Linked DNA regions of Homo sapiens: regions 1 and 2 are each linked to region 3. A link is a loop called in an ENCODE intact Hi-C map of the cell type or tissue named here. Cell type or tissue: OCI-LY7. All regions are shown on one strand. Each heading gives the region's core, and the rest is flanking DNA. Links, peaks and the distances in the headings are about the cores only.

Region 1 (6,100 bases), core at 616-5,615, 160 kb before region 3:
ACTGTGACACACACACACGGCGACACGTGGAGTGTAACTCTTTGGTAAATTTTTTTGATACAAGGTCTCCCTCTGTCACCCAGGCTGGAGTGCAGTGGTGCAATCATGGCTCACTGCAGCCTCCGCCTCCCAGTGTCAAGCGATTCTCCTACCTCAGTCTCCCAAGTAGCTGGGACTATAGACATGCACCACCACGCTGGGTGAATTTTTAAATTTTTTATAGAGATGGGCATCTTGCCGTGTTGCTCAGGCTGCTCTCGAACTCATGAGCTCAAGCAATCCTCCCACCTCAGCCTCCCAAAGTGCTGGGATTACAGGTGTGAGCCTCCGCGCCCAGCCAAGTGTCACTCATGGGCAACACAAGGACTGTGGCACCCAGACTGTGACACATGGAGTGTGACACACAGACTGCAGTAACCCTGGAGGCAAACTGTGGTCCTAGTCCCCTTACAGTAGAATTAACTGGGCTATTGGTTAAAAACTTGTTCCTGAGGCTATCCCAGATCTACCCAATCTAGATATTGGGCCTCTAAGGATTGGGCCTGAGAAATTCACATTTTACTTTATTTTTTAGAAATGGGGGTCTTGCTATGTTGACAAGGCTATACTTGAACACTTGTGCTCAAGCATTCCTCCTATTTCAGCCTCTCAAGTAACTGGGACTACAGGTATGCACACCATACAGGCTGGAATTCAAAATTTTAAATATATGCTCCAGGTGATTTCAAGGCCCTAAGGATGGAGGGCCTTTGTTGAGTTTGTAGACAGGGTTAGAGAAGGCCAGTGGCTCCCAAGCCTGGTGGTACCAGAATTGCTGGAAACATTAAAAACCAGGCTACCCTCCTGGTTGATCTGAGGTGGGACCAGGAATCAGTATACTTAGGAAGTTCCTCAGGTGATTACAATCATCCCTTCGGTTTGGTACCCTGGGAGGAAAATAACTGGGAAGAAATTTGCATGATCTGTTACTCAATGCTCCCACATTGCCTTCAGATGGGACATTCTGCACAGCCCTCCCAACCCCACCAGGGCAGGCCTAGGGGTACAGAGATGTTGGGGCCATTGTTCTGAAAAAAATAATTTTTTTTTTTTTGAGATGGGCTCTTGCTCTGTCACCCAGGCTGGAGTGCAGTGGCGTGATCACGGCTTACTGCAGCCTTGAACTCTTGGGCTCAAGTGGTCCTCCCACCTCAGCCTCCCAAGTAGCAGGGACTATACATGCATGCCACCATACTAGTTTAATTGTTTTTCATTTTTTCGGTAAGAGATGGGGTTTCACTATGTTGCCCAGGCTGGTCTCGAACTTCTGGGCTCAAGTGATCCTCCCTTGAACTCCTGGGCTCAAGCGATCCTCCCTCGTCGACCTCCCAAAGTGCTGGGATTACAGGCGTGAGCCACCGTGCCCAGCCTGTCTTGAAATACTTTTGGATTGATAAGAACCCTATGGTTTCAAAGTCAGCAGAGTACCTGAATCAGAAAAACAAGATTCTCCTCCCAGCAAGTCAACCTTTTCCTACGCCTCTGGCCATTCCTCTATCAGCTGCAGTTTAGGACAGCAAGCAGTGACAAGTTAACTGCAATAGAGCCCTACTGCTCACAGACGGGGAATAGACATGAAGCACGTGTGTGTCTACACCAGCGGAGGCCCTGCTTTCTAGCATCCCTGGCTGTGGACATCACATCTTTGCCTATGGGTGAACTTCAGGTAAACTGGTGCTCAGCCCTCAGCCCTCACCAAAGGCAACCTTCCTTTTACAAAAAGCAATTCGATCCTCATCCCAAAATAACACTATATGGCATTTAGACTCTACTTAATATCAAAATGGGCAGGGGGTCTGCAGGGTCAAAACTACTTTCATATGAGATGTTATTTGCCCATTTCACCCTGTTCTCTCTTGAGTGTACAAAGCTGCGTGCTTTGGGGAAACTCAGTCTGATATCACAGCAGACTGAATGCAAAAGCAGATATGAGACTCCATCTGTCTTTTATTAAGCTAGACACTTTTTAAAATTGCAGAAATATAAAAGAGGGCCAAACTTCTTTTTGTTTTGGAAAATATAGGTATTTTTCTAAATGAGAAATGTTATGTTAACATGTAGCAGGTTGATTATTGTAATAAATAAATAAATTTTTTAAATTCTCCATTTTGTTTTTTTGGTTGTTTTTCTTGAGACGGAGTCTCGCTCTGTCGCCCAGGCTGGAGTGCAATGGCCCAGTCTTGACTCACTGCAACCTCCGCCTCCCAGGTTCAAGCGATTCTCTTGCCTCAGCCTCCCCAATAGCTGGGACTACAGGCATGTGCCACCACACCCGACTAAATGTTGTATTTTTAGTAGAGATGGGGTTTTGCCATGTTGGCCAGGCTGGTCTCTAACTCCTGACCTCAGGTGATCCACCCACCTTGGCCTCCCAAAGTGCTGGGATGATAGGCATGAACCAACACACCCGGCCGTCGGTTTCTATTTTATTTTACACTTTTTAAACGTTTCTTTTTTTTTTTTTTTTTTTGAGACAGGGGTCTGTGCTGTGTTACCCAGGCTGACCTCGAACTCCCGGGCTCAAGCATCCTCCTGTCTCAGCCTCCCAAGTAGCTGAGATTGTAGGCATGGGCCACCGTGACTGCTTCAGTTTATTTTATTTTATTTTATTTATTTATTTTTGAGACGGAGTCTTGCTCTGTTGCCCAGGCTGGAGTGCAGTGGCCCGATCCCGGCTCACTGCAACCTCCGCCTCCCAAGTTCAAGTGATTCTTCTGCCTCAGCCACGCAAGTAGCTGGGACTACAGGCATGCGACACTACACCTGGCTAATTTTTATATTTTTAGTAGAGACGGGTTTTCACCATATTGGCCAGGTTGGTCTCAAACTCCTGATCTGCCCGCCTCGGCCTCCCAAAGTGCTGGGATTACAGGCTTGAGCCACCGCGCCTGGCCAGTTTTGTTTTGAGAGACAGAGAGTCTCGCTCTGTCACCCAGGCTGGAGTGCAGTGGCGCGATTTTGGCTCTGTGCAACCTCTGCCTCCCAGATTCAAGCCATTTTCCTGCCTCGGCCTCCCGAGTAGTAGCTGGGACCACAGGGCGGCTAATTTTTAAAATTTTTAGTAGAGATGGGGTTTCCCCATGTTGGCCAGGCCGGTTCAGTTTTAATCTACAAACTGGTAACTATTGAGAGGTACAACCCACATAAACAAACTAAAAGCTCTTCGAGGTCCTCAGTAACGTTTAAGAGTATAAAGGTGCCCCGAGACCAAGAAGTCTGAGCAGCGCTGCCTCATTTCCCCTCCTCCCAGAGTGAAAACGTATCCATTTGACTCTTGAAAGAGCAAACCTCAGAACGAGGCTCATGGGCAGTTGGGAAAGCAATGCGACTAAAACACAATAACTGCCCTTAAGGAACTGCTGGTTATGTAGGAGCTAGCGACAGGTCAGCAGCCGCCCATAACATACCTGTCATTGCCAGGCCACCCCTGCCTCTCTCCCGCCGCAGCCCTAGGTTCCCGAAATTCCGGCCCCTGCGCACCCCCTGGTGGCCGCCCCTCGCCGGTGCAGTCTTCTTCCTCCGGAGCGTCAGAATGCTCACTAAGGACCTCAGGCCTGGACCCCATCACCGTGAGGAGCAGTCTAGGTCCCGGGTGGCCTTCTGCCTGTCCCCTCTGCTCATGTTTATCCCTTGATGACTAATCCCAGCCTGCTTCTGCCTGTGTACCTGCCCTTTGAGAGTACTAGACATCCTTCCCCTGGCCAACCATATTTGTAGGTGATAGAGACAGTATATCAGTCTGGGCACATTGGCTCAGGCCTGTAATCCCAGCATTTTGGGAGGCCGAGGCGGGAGAACTGCTAGAGCCCAGAAGTTTGAGACCGGCCTGGGCAACATAGCAAGACCCCATCTCTTTAAAAACAATTTTTTTTTTAAAGAGAGTACATCACAGTAGAAATAATATATGTTGTAGATTGAACCTGAGTCCAGGCAGTGCCATGCCAAAGTTACACTTCTTACTGATCTGCCCTATAGCAAATGATCTGTTGTATAAAGTAACCCTGGACATTGGCAATTGATGGATATTCTACACTGGGATCAAGTTCCTTCAGGAGGGGTAAAGCGAGTCCCAACTCTCCAAATCTTGTTGGCTTAGCTAGATTCCCTGCTCTTCTGGACTGCATGTCACTGGCTATACTTTCAGCATCCTCACATAAGGATCAATACCCCAAGACCTGCATGAGTCCTCCTAGGACTTTCTTCTGGGGATTTAGGGGCCCTACTGTTGTAAACAGGACTCAAGTAGTCAACTATAAAATCCCAGAAATCCCAGAACTCCTCAAAGTGAGTATGCAGATTAACACTTTGTTTGTTTTGCTTGTTCGTTTTGCTTGTTTGTTGTCTCTATTTTAATCAAACCCTAGAAATTCAGAATGAGAATATCCTCAAATTGATAATACTATTGGAAGCAGGTGAGGGAATTTCAGAGACAGTGAGGTTTATCCTACAGTTCTGACCCAGAGTCCATTAGCAGTAACCTGACTGCCCCATAAATGACCTCAACCATCTTAGCCTAGTGGTCTCCATGGTAACCATCAAAGAGTGGTCCCCCTTTCTTACCTACAGATGTTCCTCCCACCTTCACCTGCACCCAGCACTTCAGGCATGACCTAGAACTGGATTCTGTACAAATGCCATTTGCAGAGGTATTGTTCCCTTCCTTCCTCCCTTCCTCCCTCCCTCCCTCTCTCCCTCCCTCCTTTCTTTCTTTTTCTTTCTTTCTTTCTTTCTTTTCTTCTTTTAAATAGAGATGGAGTCCTACTATGCTCAAGCAATCTTCCTGTTTCAACCTCCCAAGTAACTGGGATTACACGTGTGCTCAGCCTTTCTTCCCTTTGAATCCATGTTTTAAGCAAGTAGAACCATTTCTTTAATTTACACAGAAAAGCCCTTTAAATATAAATTAGGAGTATCAGGTACATGAGGGGTTATTTCATTAGTCTTTCTACTTTTGCATATGCTTAAAATATGCTTAAAAATTTTTATTTGAAAATTATCTTGATTGTGACAAAAAATAAATAAAAATAAAAAATTCAGAGAACAAACAGAAAAGGGAAACATTAAAAATACATCCTTTCTTCAACATGTCTGAAGGAAATCTGGCCTTTGCAAAAAAAAAAAAAAGAGAGAAAGAGAAGAGGTTATGCAGTAAATGTCATTTTCTACAAGTGGAAATCGTAGATTGTGAGCCTCAATCATTATCTGGGGTACGGGAAGGTGGCATAGCTGAAGACTTTAATTTTGGAGTACTTGAAGAATCTAAATCAATCTTTAAAGTATAATAAAAATGTGTAGATTTGGAGGGAAATTTTAAAAATCAATCATATTGTCCTTCTTCCACAATCCCTTTCCCATCTTCTCCCCTAGCAGCCTCCTCTTCCTCACAACCTTTCAAATGTCCACAGTGAGAAATACAGTGTTGACACCTGTTGCTTTTGTCTTGCAGCAGGGGTTGGGTAAACTATGGTTCTTGGGAACGGTTTAATCAGACTTCTTCCACAGATTTAAAAGATGGCCCTTGAATAACGTTAAAGATATGATTTTGCTATTGTGCATTTACTTTGTAAGATAAACACATTAATCAAAAATGGAGGAATTAAAATTCAGATTTTGTATTGCTGTTTGCTAAATAATTAACATGAAGGCATATTGTCACTCTCTTTAAATTCTAAAAAAACAAACCAATCAAAAACCCAAACCCCAAAACCCAAAACTACGGTCCTGACCTGTTTTGTTTGACCAGCAAGCTAAAAATGGTTCTATCATTATACATATTTTTTCAAATGTTTAATGTAATTTTATTTTTTTCCACGGGGGAGTTGGCCACTGTCCTGCTGTCCATATCAACCAACACCTTTTCTGGGATCTGATGAGTGTCATTAGGATTGTTCTTACCCAAAGGTTTTTACATTTTTGAAGGGTTGTAAAACAAGCAGACACACAAAAAAGAATAGGTTGACAGACACCCTGTGGCTGGGTCTAACCTCGGCTGTAGGCTGGCTGGAGCCCTGGTGAAAGGTGGCTTTTCTTCCATCCAGGCAGTCACTAACAAGAGGTACAG
Region 2 (6,100 bases), core at 688-5,687, 450 kb before region 3:
AACTAATGACTACCAGATTCAGACATGAGACTACAGAAATTAACCCTGTAGACAAGAATTTTCATTTTGTTCAAAAGTAGTACTTTTACTCACCTTTTCTGAAAATCTTTTACCCTCCCCACCTCTAACCTGAAGAAAGAGCTATGTGGTATATGTTTATGATTAGTCCTTAGTCATGATTTTTTTTTTTTTTTTTTTTTGAGACGCAGTCTTGTTCTGTCACCCAGGCTGGAGTGCAGTGGCGTGATCTCGGCTCACTGCAAGCTCCGCCTTCCGGGTTCATGCCATTCTCCTGCCCCAGCCTCCTGAGTAGCTGGGACTACAGGCGCCCACCACCATGCCCGGCTAATTTTTTGTATTTTTAGTAGAGACGGGGTTTCACCGTTTTAGCCAGGACGGTCTTGATCTCCTGACTTTGTGATCTGCCCGCCTCGGCCTCCCAAAGTGCTGGGATTACAGGCGTGAGCCACCGCGCCTGGCCAGTCATGATATATTTAAACTAACCAGATCATTTACCATGTTTGAGACTTTGTGGTAGCTTCTAAATCTTTTTCTGTGGAAGAAAATAGAGAAAAAATAAGGAGGTGAGGAAACAGGAAAATTTTTAAAATGAGATTAGTTAATTGAAAAATGGGGTGTCACATCATGTGCATTCTATTTATAAAACATTGATAATTTTATATCACATCCTAATCCAAATTGGGGGAGTTTTCTATAGCAGATAGAAATTTTAGAAGTATTTGGGTAGCATCTGCTGCATAAATGCTAGCTTAAGGATATATTCGTTCCAAAATGGAATTTGAAAAGTCTTTTCCTGTTTTATAAAAACTCCAAAAAGTGGAGTTTATACTGTAAAAAATAAATGCAGTATTGCAGTGTTCTAAAGATATGTTCTGTTTGTAAAACACTCAGATGTTTACAGAATATTGCCTTTTGCATCTTGGATTGTGGCTAACTGGGTAACCCATTGCAGCCTGCCATCACTGACTATCATTTTATACTATAAGGTGTGGATCCGGAGTTGTATGAGTTAACAACTTCTAAGCTGGAAATCTCCACCTCAAGCCTCAAAGTGACTGATGCATTTGCAAGACTCATGTCTACAGTAGAGAAGACAAGCACATCTACCAGGTAAATAAATAGTGTCAATTATACCCACATTTTGAATTCTGAGATAAAACGACCCAAAGGAAAAAGCATGTCAGTTGACAGCATTTCAATATATTATATCACAACTTGCTTTATAAAAGTCAGTCGATGCCCAAGTCCAGAAAATATTATCAAATTATGTTTAATTATGAACTTTATTAGAACAGGATTATTTCATAAGAGATTGGCCAAGGCTGACAGATGTGGTTTTCTTCCCCCACCCCCTGCCCCCCCACCTCACTTTGTAGAGACTAATTCTGATTAAGTATTGTGATCATAAAGCCATTATAGAAACACTCTCCCTTTCTCTTCATAATTACTGAGAAGATCATCTTTGAGAACCCAGTTTTGTAATCCTGGAGTCACCTAGGCTGATCTTTTTACTTGCAGGCTAAGATGGTTCTTGGAATTTTCATTGACATGCACCTCTGATTTGGGAGGTAAAGCCTTACTTTACCAGGCTTTCTAGAAGCCCCTTCAGAGGCATGGCCTATTGAAGAGCAATTACCATCTCCCTGTGTTGGAACTAAAGGCACGGAATGTCACTCGGGCCATGTGTTTGCGATTCAGAGAATCTTTAGTTTCATATGATTAGGCTAGTACAATCCATTGCTTTGAGTTATTGTTAACCATAAGACTAAGCCAGTTTCTAACAGGAAGATACTATTCTGAACCAGGAAATCACTAGTGCAAAAGCAAATACTGGTTGATTGACACGCCAGCTCTGCTGTCTCAAATCTGTGATGCATCAGCATTTTAAAGTGGAACTATTTACCTATTAGTTGCCTACTTTAAAAGAAGTGTTATAGCTCTTTCTCCTGAATAAATACATCCCAATCACATGTTAAATTCAGGTTTATATTTTAAATAGATTCTTCTATAGAAAGACATCCATTTAAAAAAGCCTTTTTTATTGTGAATAATAAATGTTTCTCTCTCTTAACTTTAGCTTGAATTATCATATTGTCTTTTAAACTTTGTGTGCTTTTATTCCCCCAGATTTTTCTTATTGCCTTTAATATTTATAATTATGAAATACATTATTATACATTAGACTACCCTTAACTTTTCCCTAGAATGGCTTTGTAGCATGTAAATCCTTGTTTGTCTGCCAGTTCTCTCCATTGTTCTCATAGCCCCATGTCTTTGCAGTATGCCACCTGGCATTGCCAAAGCCTCCTCTTCAATGAACCTACTTGTAAATGTGGCTATGTGGCTTTTTTTAAATTTTTTTCTTTCCAAATAAATCACTTCTTCAAATCGAAACTCCTCTCATAGAAAAAAATGGATGAGAAATTTGTATATGTTAACTAAAAGCTAACACACATTTGACTTAAAAACCAAAAAGGATGCTTTTATTGTTTGGGTTTCCCCCTGCTATTTTTAGGACAACCCTTTCTGGGACAGTTCTACTCTTTCCTTCCTTTGTTTCCCCTGCAGTCTCACTGACCAAAGAACTATAGAAGTTTTGAAAATCCCAATGATGAGAATTCATTTCGTGCCATTAGGAGGAGCTCTAAACCACCTTAACTTGTTCTCCTAATTCGTTAACTCATCCTTGAAACATGCTGAATCTAGAGAACTCTTCCAAGCCCTATCACTTTAAGAAGCTATTTTCATTTTTTCTCTTGTTCTATACTAATAGGGAATGAACTAATAATGTATCCTGGAGTTAATGTCTGCTAATTCTGTATTGAGTTACTCGCTAGGACCTGTCCAGCATCATATTTAAAACAAAATAAATTGGAGAGAACAGGTTGCCAACTTTGTATTTTCTGTTTTGAGAAATGTCATTTGAAAATGGTAAAAAAATACAAATGCCCGCAAGTCTTAAAATACTGTAAAATGTCCCAACGAGTGATTCTCAATCGTACAGAGCAGAGACAGGCTGGTAGCATAATTTCAGAAAGCATTTTTAGTATCTTATTTTTAGGTTTTCTTTCATTTTTCTCTTGAATAAAGTAAACTGCAAAAAATAAAGCTCAGCAAAATCTTCTTGGCTATTGCCAATAAGCAGAAGATAAAGTGAAAAGGCATTTTGATAGACTATAGGGTAAGAAGGAGTTAAACAGTGGTCAAGGTAGAAGAAATTTGACATGGACCAAACAATATCCAGTACTCTTTACTAAGTGCCTTTGAGTGTCTCAGGGAATTTATATGTGCTCTTCTCTTTTGGAACACAAGTTGTGAAAGTGACTTCTCACTTTGAGTTTTTTAAAGAAGTGCAAGTTCTTAGTTTTAAAATAGTTCCATCTTCTTGCCTAACTTTCCTAATATGGAGGAAAATTACTTCCTATTCTAAATCACTACTAATTAGTGACAGCTAGTTAGTAGCCATAGACCTGTAACTGAAGTTTATGCAGGTCAAAGAAATTTTATTCTTTTTTAGGCCTTTTTATTGAGATAAAAATTTATAATTCATTCAGGTGTTCAATTCACTGGTTTTTAGTATATTCACAAGGTTGTGCAACCATCATCACTATCTAATTCCAAAACATTTTTATCACCCCAAAAAGAAACCCTGTACCCATTAGCAGTCACTCCTTATCCCTCTCGTTCCCCAGGCCCTGGCAACTACTAATCTGCTTTCTGTCTCTACAGATTTGTCTTTTCTGGTTATTTCATATAGATGGAATTCTATAGTCTGCAGCCTTTTGTGTCTCGGTTTTGCTTAGCATTCTGTTCTCAAGTTCATTCATGTTGTAGTATGTATCCGTATTTGTTTTTTGGCTGCATAATATTTCATTGGAAATAGCACATTTTGCTTTTCCATTAATCAGTTGATAATTGGGTTGTTTTCACTTTTTGACTATTATGAGTAGTGTTGCTGCTGTGAACACTTGTGTATACGTTTTTGTGTGGACAGATGTTTCCAACTCTGTTAGGAGTGGAATTTCTGGGTCTTATAGGAACTCTAACTTCTTTGGGGAACTGCCAAACTTTTCCAAAGTGATGGCACCATTTTACATTCCCACCAGTAATATACATTCCAAGTTCTCCACATTCTTACCAACACTTGTTATTGGTCTTTTTGGTTATAGCCATCCCAGTGGGTTTGAAGTGATATCTCATTGACATTTTTGTTTGCATTTCCCTGATAGCTAATCATGTTGAGCATCTTTTCATGTGTTTATCGACTATTTGTATATCTTCTGTGGAGAAATATCTGTTCAGATCCTTTGCCTTTTTTGTTTTTGTTTTAGTAGAGACAAGGTCTCAGTATGTTGCCCCAGGCCGGTCTTGAACTCTTGAGCTCAAGCGATCTCCCTCCTCAGCCTCCCAAAGTATTGAGATTACAGGCATGAGCCACTGTGCCCAGCCATTTGCCTATATTTTAATTGGATAATTTGTCTTTTTATTGTTAGGTTGTAAGATTTTTAAGTATATTCTGGATACTAAGCCTTTATCAGAGAAATGATTTGAAGATATCTTTTCCAATTCTGCAGGTTGTCTTTTCATTATCTTGATAGTATTCTTTGACACACAAAAGCTTTTAATTTTGATAAGATCTAATTTTTCTTGTGATTTAGGTATCATATCTAAGAAATCATTGCCCAATTCATGGTCACAAAGATTTATACCTAGATTTTCTCCTAAGAGTTTTATAATTTCAACTCTTACATTTAGGTCTTTAATCCATTTTGAATTAATTTCTGTATATGGTATGAGGTAGGAGTCCACATTCATTCTTGTGCAGGTGGATATCCAGTTGTCTGAAAACTGTTGAAATGATTTCCCCCACTGAAAGGTTTTGGCACATTTGTCAAAAACAAAAATTAAAAAACAATTGATCATGTTTTTTTCCTGGACTCTCAATTATATTCTCAATTATATTCCATTGATAAAAAGGATAAATCTTCACTAGAGAGGAATAGATCAAAATTAGGTCACTGCCTTTGAGAAATGATCATGATATAACTTTTTATTTTCAAATTCTCCTTAAGTGTTTGCTTCTTCCCATATTCTAAGAAGACTAGCTCACACCCATGCACAATGACCACAGATAAATGCACAAACTATGAACTGTGTAAACTTTTTATTTTAAAATATAATTTCATATTGCCTCTGAAATAAGGCAATTGTTTAAAACCCTAGAATAATCTTTACCAACTGTTTCTTAGGTAAAAACTTATTTTTTGCTGTCTGTTCCTACACCCAAACTGCACTCCACAAATGGGAAAGTCCATTTAGGTGCGCATTTATTCACTGTTGTTTTAAATAACCATTTATCATTATAGAAGTAGTAAAGTATATTTTTAGAAAGTTAGGAAATCCGGACCAAAAAAAATTAAAAATGAAAGTATCACATTCTTACCATTCAGGATCACTATAATTCCTTAGTGTAATTCTTTCAGATCTTTTCCTATGCAAATACATATATGGGGGGGGGGGGGGGGTTTCCACCAAAAATGAGATTTTAGAGGTCATAGTGAATTGACCTCTAAAATTGACCTAGTCTTAGTCAGTGATCTCTGTCCATTTCAGTGAGTTTTCATTTCATCTACTTAGGCTATATTCAGATTTCTCCAACTATCCTTTCTCAGCTTTGTACAAACCAGTATTCAATTGAAGACTATTGTACCTGGCTGTTGGGGCTCTTAAGTCCCTTTTAACCTAGCATATCTCCTCATTCCTTCTGTTTTCTTATTAACAGTAGCTTATATAAAGATTAGTATAGGTGTCCTACAGAATGTCCTAAAAGCTCTGGATTTGTCTGTTTGCTTCCTTCAAGTAATATTTGCTGTGTTCTCTATCTCCCTATTTTCCTGTAAATTGGAAATTATATCTAAAGGCTTGCTGAATTCAGGGTAAATATTTTGGCTAGAATGCATCCTAGGTGTTATATCACATCAGAAGATCCATACATCTGGTTGACTCCATTGTTAGTGGTGCTGAGATTGACGATTGGTGAGAAACTGACCTTTTCCATTATACAGTTCCAGGTTTTCAC
Region 3 (6,100 bases), core at 557-5,556:
TTTGAACCCAGGAGGTTAAGGCTGCAGTGACCCATGTTCATGCTGCTGCACTTCAGCCTAGGAAACAGTGAGACCTTGTCTTAAAAAAGCCAATACACCACTAGGGTCAGTAAGGTGAGTGGAATCCTGGGGTCCTCCAAACTTCCCTGGCCTTCTCCCCACTTTCCTCTTTATTTTTGTTTTGTTTTTTGCCATATATTGGCATTTTTAAAAAGAGCCCAGGCCGTGTGCAGTGGCTCACACCTGTAATCCCAGCACTTTGAGAGGCTGAGGCAGGCGGATCACCTGAGGTCAGGAGTTCAAGACCAGCCTGGCCAACATAGTGAAGCCCCACCTCTACTAAAGATAAAAAAAAAATTAGCCAGGCATGGTGGCACTCGCCTGTAATCCCAGCTACTCAGGAGGCTGAGGCAGGAGAATCGCTTGAACCCTGGAGGCAGAGGTTGCAGTGAGCTGAGATTGCGCCACTGCGCTCCAGCCTGGGCAAGAGAGAGACTCCGTCTCTAAATAAATAAATAAATAAATAAATAAATAAATATTTTTTAAAAGAGCCCAGGCGATTCTATAGTAACACACAAACAAGGCTGCAAATCCTGGACTGGCCGCTTCACATCCCTTTCTTAGCACAGGTGCCTTCTCTTCCTAGTTAGTGCTATTTGCATGAAGCATTTCCAGGTGACTTTCAACTTCCCTATATTCAAACGTCCTGCCATCCGCTCTTTTGCATAATAAAAGTACATATGCCACACTGAGTATTGTTCTGTGTAAAGCTGATGGTGCTGTTCACATCAGAAATTGCAGCACTGAAGAACAGAGTTCATGCAGACTTTTACAACATGCATCAGCTACAGTGAGTATTCTTGCATGCTTTTGGCCAATGCAAGCTCTCATGGCACGCTGTACTGTAAGCTCCGGGTCGGTGTGCACTTCTGTTTTGTTCCTGCATTTCAAGCCATGCGAATTGACATGTTTTCTTCCCCAAGGCATTTGTTTGTTGATGGTACCAGCTGTCAAAAACCAAGCAAGTGGCAGTGCTAGAGGTGCCACAAAAGTGCGAAGGAAGTGTCAGGCTGGATGTCAAAATGAACACCTTGGAGAACTGGATGATGGAACAGACGGTAAAAATCAGCTAAACATCAGAGAAAATGGAGGAAGAGGTCAAAACTGTGAACAGGAACTAGAAGAAAGTGTAGCAGAAAAAGACTTGTCACAAACTTCGAGAGATTTGGAGAAAATGATGTCAAAACACATCTTCCTCAAGCCCATGCTGAGTATCTCTGATTTGGTTAATTTCTTGGTAAGTGTTCCAAGTACAGACAACAAAGCAGAAAAGCACTGATTACAGGGAAGAATTAAAGAATGTACAGAATTTCTGGGACGGATAGGGAAACAGGTGGGTGGCTAATAGCCAGGAACAATGTAGTTAAGAGTGCTGAGTTTCCGCAGCAGGTGCTTGCCCACACCTGTGACATTAGGAACCGGGCAGTGGAGCCTCCCTCAGAGCTACCCCAATCAGATCTCCCAGCAAGCTCTACCCCATACGGCCCATGCCCACCTTCCCAGCTGCAGCTTCTGAGTTTCACACAGGTGCTCTGCTTGGCAGACCTGCAAGGAAGTCTGAAAAAGCAGTTTGTGGTTTTCCGTCTGTGCAGCTCAGGAAGGTACACCTGATGGGAGTTAGCTGGGCTTTGGCTAGCCAACCTGCAGGGTCTGGAACTGCTTCTGTTTGCAGGACGCATCCCCCTATTCCAGACAAGCTCTGGATTCCCCTAAGTGCCTATTACATGACAAAGGCAGGCTTTGTGAATGAGCGAATACATCAAACCCTCTCATAGTGCTGCTGCCTACCAGCCAGTGGGTCTGTTTCTGTGCTGCCACCAACTTTGTTGAGCAATATTTGTCTTACAGCTATTTTGAGTATTTTATTGCACTGCCTTTGTTCTTTTATTCCACCCCTCTTCCTCTCTCTCTAAGTGAAAGAAGTGAAGTAACGATATTTGTGATAAGAAGTGTAGTCTCATACATTTTATGAAACTGAAACAATTAAAATTACCAGTAGTATCCGAAGCAGCCTATCTATATCCTCAATGAGACCTCAGTGGGAAAAAAGATCTACTGCCTCTTCACCTGTAAATAACACGTGAAACTGCTAAGACCGTGTTATTGAAGAATGTGGCTAGTGGGCAGAGTGCCATTTGGAATTTTATAGTCGTCATTATCTTTCTGGGAGTGGAACCTCCCTTATAACGTGGAAGGCTATTTTCAACTTTTGCACTTTTTTACTTGGATGCCTTTTCCAGACTCTGTTAACGTTTGGAATTGGGTTTCACTCTACAGAGAAAGAGAAGCAGGAGGACAGGTGTAGAGGGGAGGAGAGGGAGGACCGTGGGTCGCAGATTGGGCCTATTCCCCTGCACTCACCACTTTGTCTGTCACTGCCAGCCCGCTCCCCCCTTTTCAGATACCAACACCAGGCCAGGGGTGACAGCCCAGGAAGGTGGCATCCACAGCCCTCAGCCCTCTGTCCTTGTCATTCACTCCTACCAGTCCTCAGCCCTCTTATCTGTCTGGGAGTGAGATGAAGGGCAGCTGGAAGCGGGAGGAAAGGTCCTCTCCTCTCCACTACAGTGACAAGAGGTTTGGAGGAGCTTCTGGGTGAGGCTTAGGGGGTGACCCTCCTGTGCAGAGCGGCATGGGCTACAAAAGAGTGGATGTTTGTCCTGTGTGTGGGTCCCTCCTGGGGGCTAAAATGAAATCTCCTTTCATTTTCTGATATCATGTGATCTCTGACTTACAAACCTACTTTCCTGTGCCATTTCTGTCTAAGACAACAGTCGCTTCTAACAGAGCCAGAGTCCTACATTACTGAGGAAACCACCACCATATCCCATGCATGAAAGGGCCGGCCTGTTGTGAATAACAAACTAGTGGCCTTAGAGCTACATTTAAAGACAGAAAGGTTGGGGGGATGGGGGGTGGGGGTGGGGGTGGGGGGAGTGGGGAGAGAGAGAGAGAGAGAGGCCGGGCACAGTGGCTCACGTCTGTAATCCCAACACTTTGGGAGGCTGAGGGGGGCAGATCGCTTGAGGTCAGGAGTTCAAAACCAGCCTGGCCAACATGGCAAACCCCGTCTCTACTAAAAATACCAAAAAAAAAAAAAAAAAAAAAAAAAATTACCCAGGCATGGTGGTGCACGCCTGTAATCCCAGCTACTTGGGAGGCTGAGGCACGAGAATCGCTTGAACCTAGGAGGAGGAGGTTGCAGTGAGGCTGAGATCGCACCACTGCACTCCAGCCTGAGCAACAGAGTGAGACTCTGTCTCAAACAAACAAACAAGCAAAAAAAAAAAAAAAAAAAAGAGAGAGAGAGAGAAATGGCTTGGAAGTTCTCCAAATAACAAAAGGTGTTTTAATGCGGTGGGAGTGGGGGCTATGGAGTAATTATTGGAGCTAGGGGGCCACCCTGTGGCTAAGTATCAAAAAATAAAGTTCAGAGTTTTTTTCCCCAAACCCATCTGCAATTAATCTTTTCACCCAGAGAGGCAGAAAGGAATACCAGGCCAAAATCTGTCAAATTTCTCCTCAGAATGGCCAGTTGGCCTAGAATCATTAAGCCAAAGTGTATGCCTGACCAGCATCACCTAGAAACCTGTTAGAAATGTAAATTTTTCTGGGGTAAGGCCCAGCCATCTGAGTTTTAACAAGCCCTGCAGATGATTCTGATACCAGGTAAAGTCTGAGAACCACGGGTTCACACCAGTTGGTAAAAGAGCATCTCTCTGGGCAGGGCTAGCATATAGCTGGTACTAACTGTAATTGATTATAATTATCATAAAATTCATTCATTCACTTAGCAACCATTGTATTCCATTCATACAAGAAATATTTATTTATTTATTTATTTATTTATTTATTTATTTATTTATTTATTTTTTGAGACAGAGTTTCACTCTCGTTGCCCAGGCTGGAGTGCAATGGTGCGATCTTGGCTCACTGCAACCTCTGCCTCTTGGATTCAAGCAATTCTCCTGCCTCAGCCTCCTGAGTAACTGGGATTACGGGCACCAGCCACCAGGCCCAGCTAATTTTTGTATTTTTAATAGAGACAGGGTTTCACCACGTTGGCCAGGCTGGTCTCGAACTCCTGACCTCAGGTGATCCACCTGCCTCAGCCTCCCAAAATGCTAGGATTACAGGCGTGAGCCACCACACCCGGCCAAGAAATATTTCTTGTGTGTTTAAAGAGCAGAAAGAAGGCTTATGTGACGGGTAGAGTGGCTGAGGGGAGCATGCAGGAATAAGTCCTGAGAGGTAGGAAGAGCCAGAGGGCATGATGAGGACTTGTGTATCACAAGAGCCACTGGAAGATACTGAGCAGGAAGAGATGTGATGAGACCGTCTACTTATAAACAGTTGCTCCAGCTACTGGATACAGAACAGACAGTGATGGAAGCACGAGATCAGCTAAGAGGCTAATAAAAAGAGAGTGGTGACTTGGATCGGGGTGTAGCAGTGGAAGTATTGAGATGGCTGGATTCTGGATAGATTTTGAAGGCAGAGCTAACAGGATTTACAGACAGATAGGATGTGAGATGAGGCCCAGAGGAACCTAGGATGACTCCAAGGTTTTATGCCTGAGCAAAACTCTATTTAGTGAGAAATAATTAACTGCCCACTAAGGATGCACTTAAGATGTATCTCACAGTTCAACTTCAGTAGTTTTTGTAACATAGTTAAAATGTGTCAGTAGGAAAGACCAATAAAATTATGGGTCAATTTTGCTTCCACCCAATTTACCTGTTTCTGTGTTTTAAATATGTCACCTTCGTTTATAAAAATGTGCTTGTATTTCAGCAAATAGCTTTGAATTTCATAAACAATCCTTTTTTTTCTTTTTTTTTTTTTGAGATGGAGTCTCGCTCTGTCACCCAGGCTGGAGTGCAGTGGCATAATCTCGGCTCACTGCAATCTCTGCCTCCCAGATTCAAGCAATTCTCCTGCCTCAGCCTCCCAAGTAGCTGGGTTTACAGGCATGCACCACCATGCCTGGCTATTTTTTGTATTTTTAGTAGAGACGGGGTTTGCCATTGTTGGCCAGGCTGCTCTCAAACTCCTGACCTCAGGTGATCCACTCACACCCCTCACCTCAGCCTCCCAAAGTGCTAGGATTACAGGCGTGAGCCACTGTGCCTGGCCTTGACAATACTTTTATATCCTGGTATACTACAGTGAAGGTAGGGGTTGTACTTAAGGTAATCAAGGGCTATTGTCTTTTAAATTGATATATAATAGTTGTACATGTATGGGGGGTAAGTAGCCTTCATTATAGAAGTAGAAATAGGTCTTCTTTATCAATTTGCTACTTTTATTCTTCCTGTGGTACAAATTAGCAGCAATTATGTGTGCCTGCAAAGACATATTTTCATGTATAATAGAGCCATACACCCCGCTTAATTCAGCAGCCAAGATCCCTGACAACCTCAACCATTTGGAACTCAGGTATGATTTCCCATACTATACTCAGGAGCTTAAGGGATGTGTCTAAAATTAAAGTTAATGAGTTAACAAGCTTAATTATTTTGTTTCCTCTGGCAAACTTCCAGTCTTCCTGGGTTTAATCCAATGGAAGAAATGGTTATTGAGTGCCTACTTGTACAGGGCACCCTGTTAGGCTGTGAGAGGGGTACAGGGAGAGCTGAGAACAGATCATAATTCCATGGGAAGGGAGGAAGCAGACATGCTGACCGCAGCAAGATGGAAGGAAACAGAATGATCGCCAGCTAGAAAAGAATAAAAGCCTCTGAGCTCTCGAATTAGCACTAATAACACCAGAAAATCAAATAGCCCCCAAGGCTGGAGTACAGCCACGACAGTGCCTGGGGTTTCATAACAATGACTGAGTCGGAAAATTAAAAGAACAGAAAAAGTTAAGATGTTACTAACTCAATTTCCTATGGCACAGAATGATGTCAGACATTTTAGAAAAAAGTCTAATCAAAACAAGTGGCATTTAATTTCAAGGGGTCATTTTAAATTGCCTGAATAATTACTTACATCCAGACTATCTTCTTTTTTTTTTCTTTTTGAGACAAAGTCTCGC

Evidence for each region. Hi-C counts contacts between places; a loop is a spot of excess contacts. Peaks named below come from ENCODE experiments on the same cell type or tissue, not always from the same donor. Only the 100,000 strongest peaks of a DNase experiment are listed, where the experiment ranks them.
Region 1: it touches region 3 in a loop (9-fold over the local background); 3 of 110 quality-filtered maps call a loop at or near these places.
Region 2: a loop joins it to region 3, with 5 times the contacts of the local background. A loop is called at or near these places in 15 of 110 quality-filtered maps.

Annotation. Positions count from the first base shown.
Region 1 is chr2:64,870,104-64,876,203 of GRCh38, forward strand. No RefSeq gene overlaps it. Among named protein-coding and RNA genes, the nearest start is that of LINC01800, 9.5 kb to the left of the region's middle. RefSeq lists a silencer at 5,930-6,100. In OCI-LY7, for the core only: CTCF peaks have their summits at 3,527 (motif pointing left) and 3,751; a DNase peak (open chromatin) is centred at 3,528; H3K4me3 peaks cover 325 bases.
Region 2 is chr2:64,584,415-64,590,514 of GRCh38, forward strand. AFTPH (aftiphilin) reads left to right here. Exons shown (of 10, transcript NM_203437.4): 9 at 1,008-1,131. All of the region lies in intron 3 of LOC105374773 (a long non-coding RNA gene), which reads right to left. Among named protein-coding and RNA genes, the nearest start is that of LINC02579, 20 kb to the right of the region's middle. In OCI-LY7, for the core only: CTCF peaks have their summits at 2,658 and 2,873; a DNase peak (open chromatin) is centred at 2,677.
Region 3 is chr2:65,029,963-65,036,062 of GRCh38, forward strand. LINC02576 (long intergenic non-protein coding RNA 2576) reads left to right here and starts at 765. Exons shown (of 3, transcript NR_183398.1): 1 at 765-850; 2 at 984-1,297. RefSeq lists an enhancer at 1,115-1,978. In OCI-LY7, for the core only: a CTCF peak has its summit at 3,478 (motif pointing left); DNase peaks (open chromatin) are centred at 689, 1,569, 2,849 and 3,439; H3K4me3 peaks cover 2,179 bases; H3K27ac peaks cover 3,303 bases.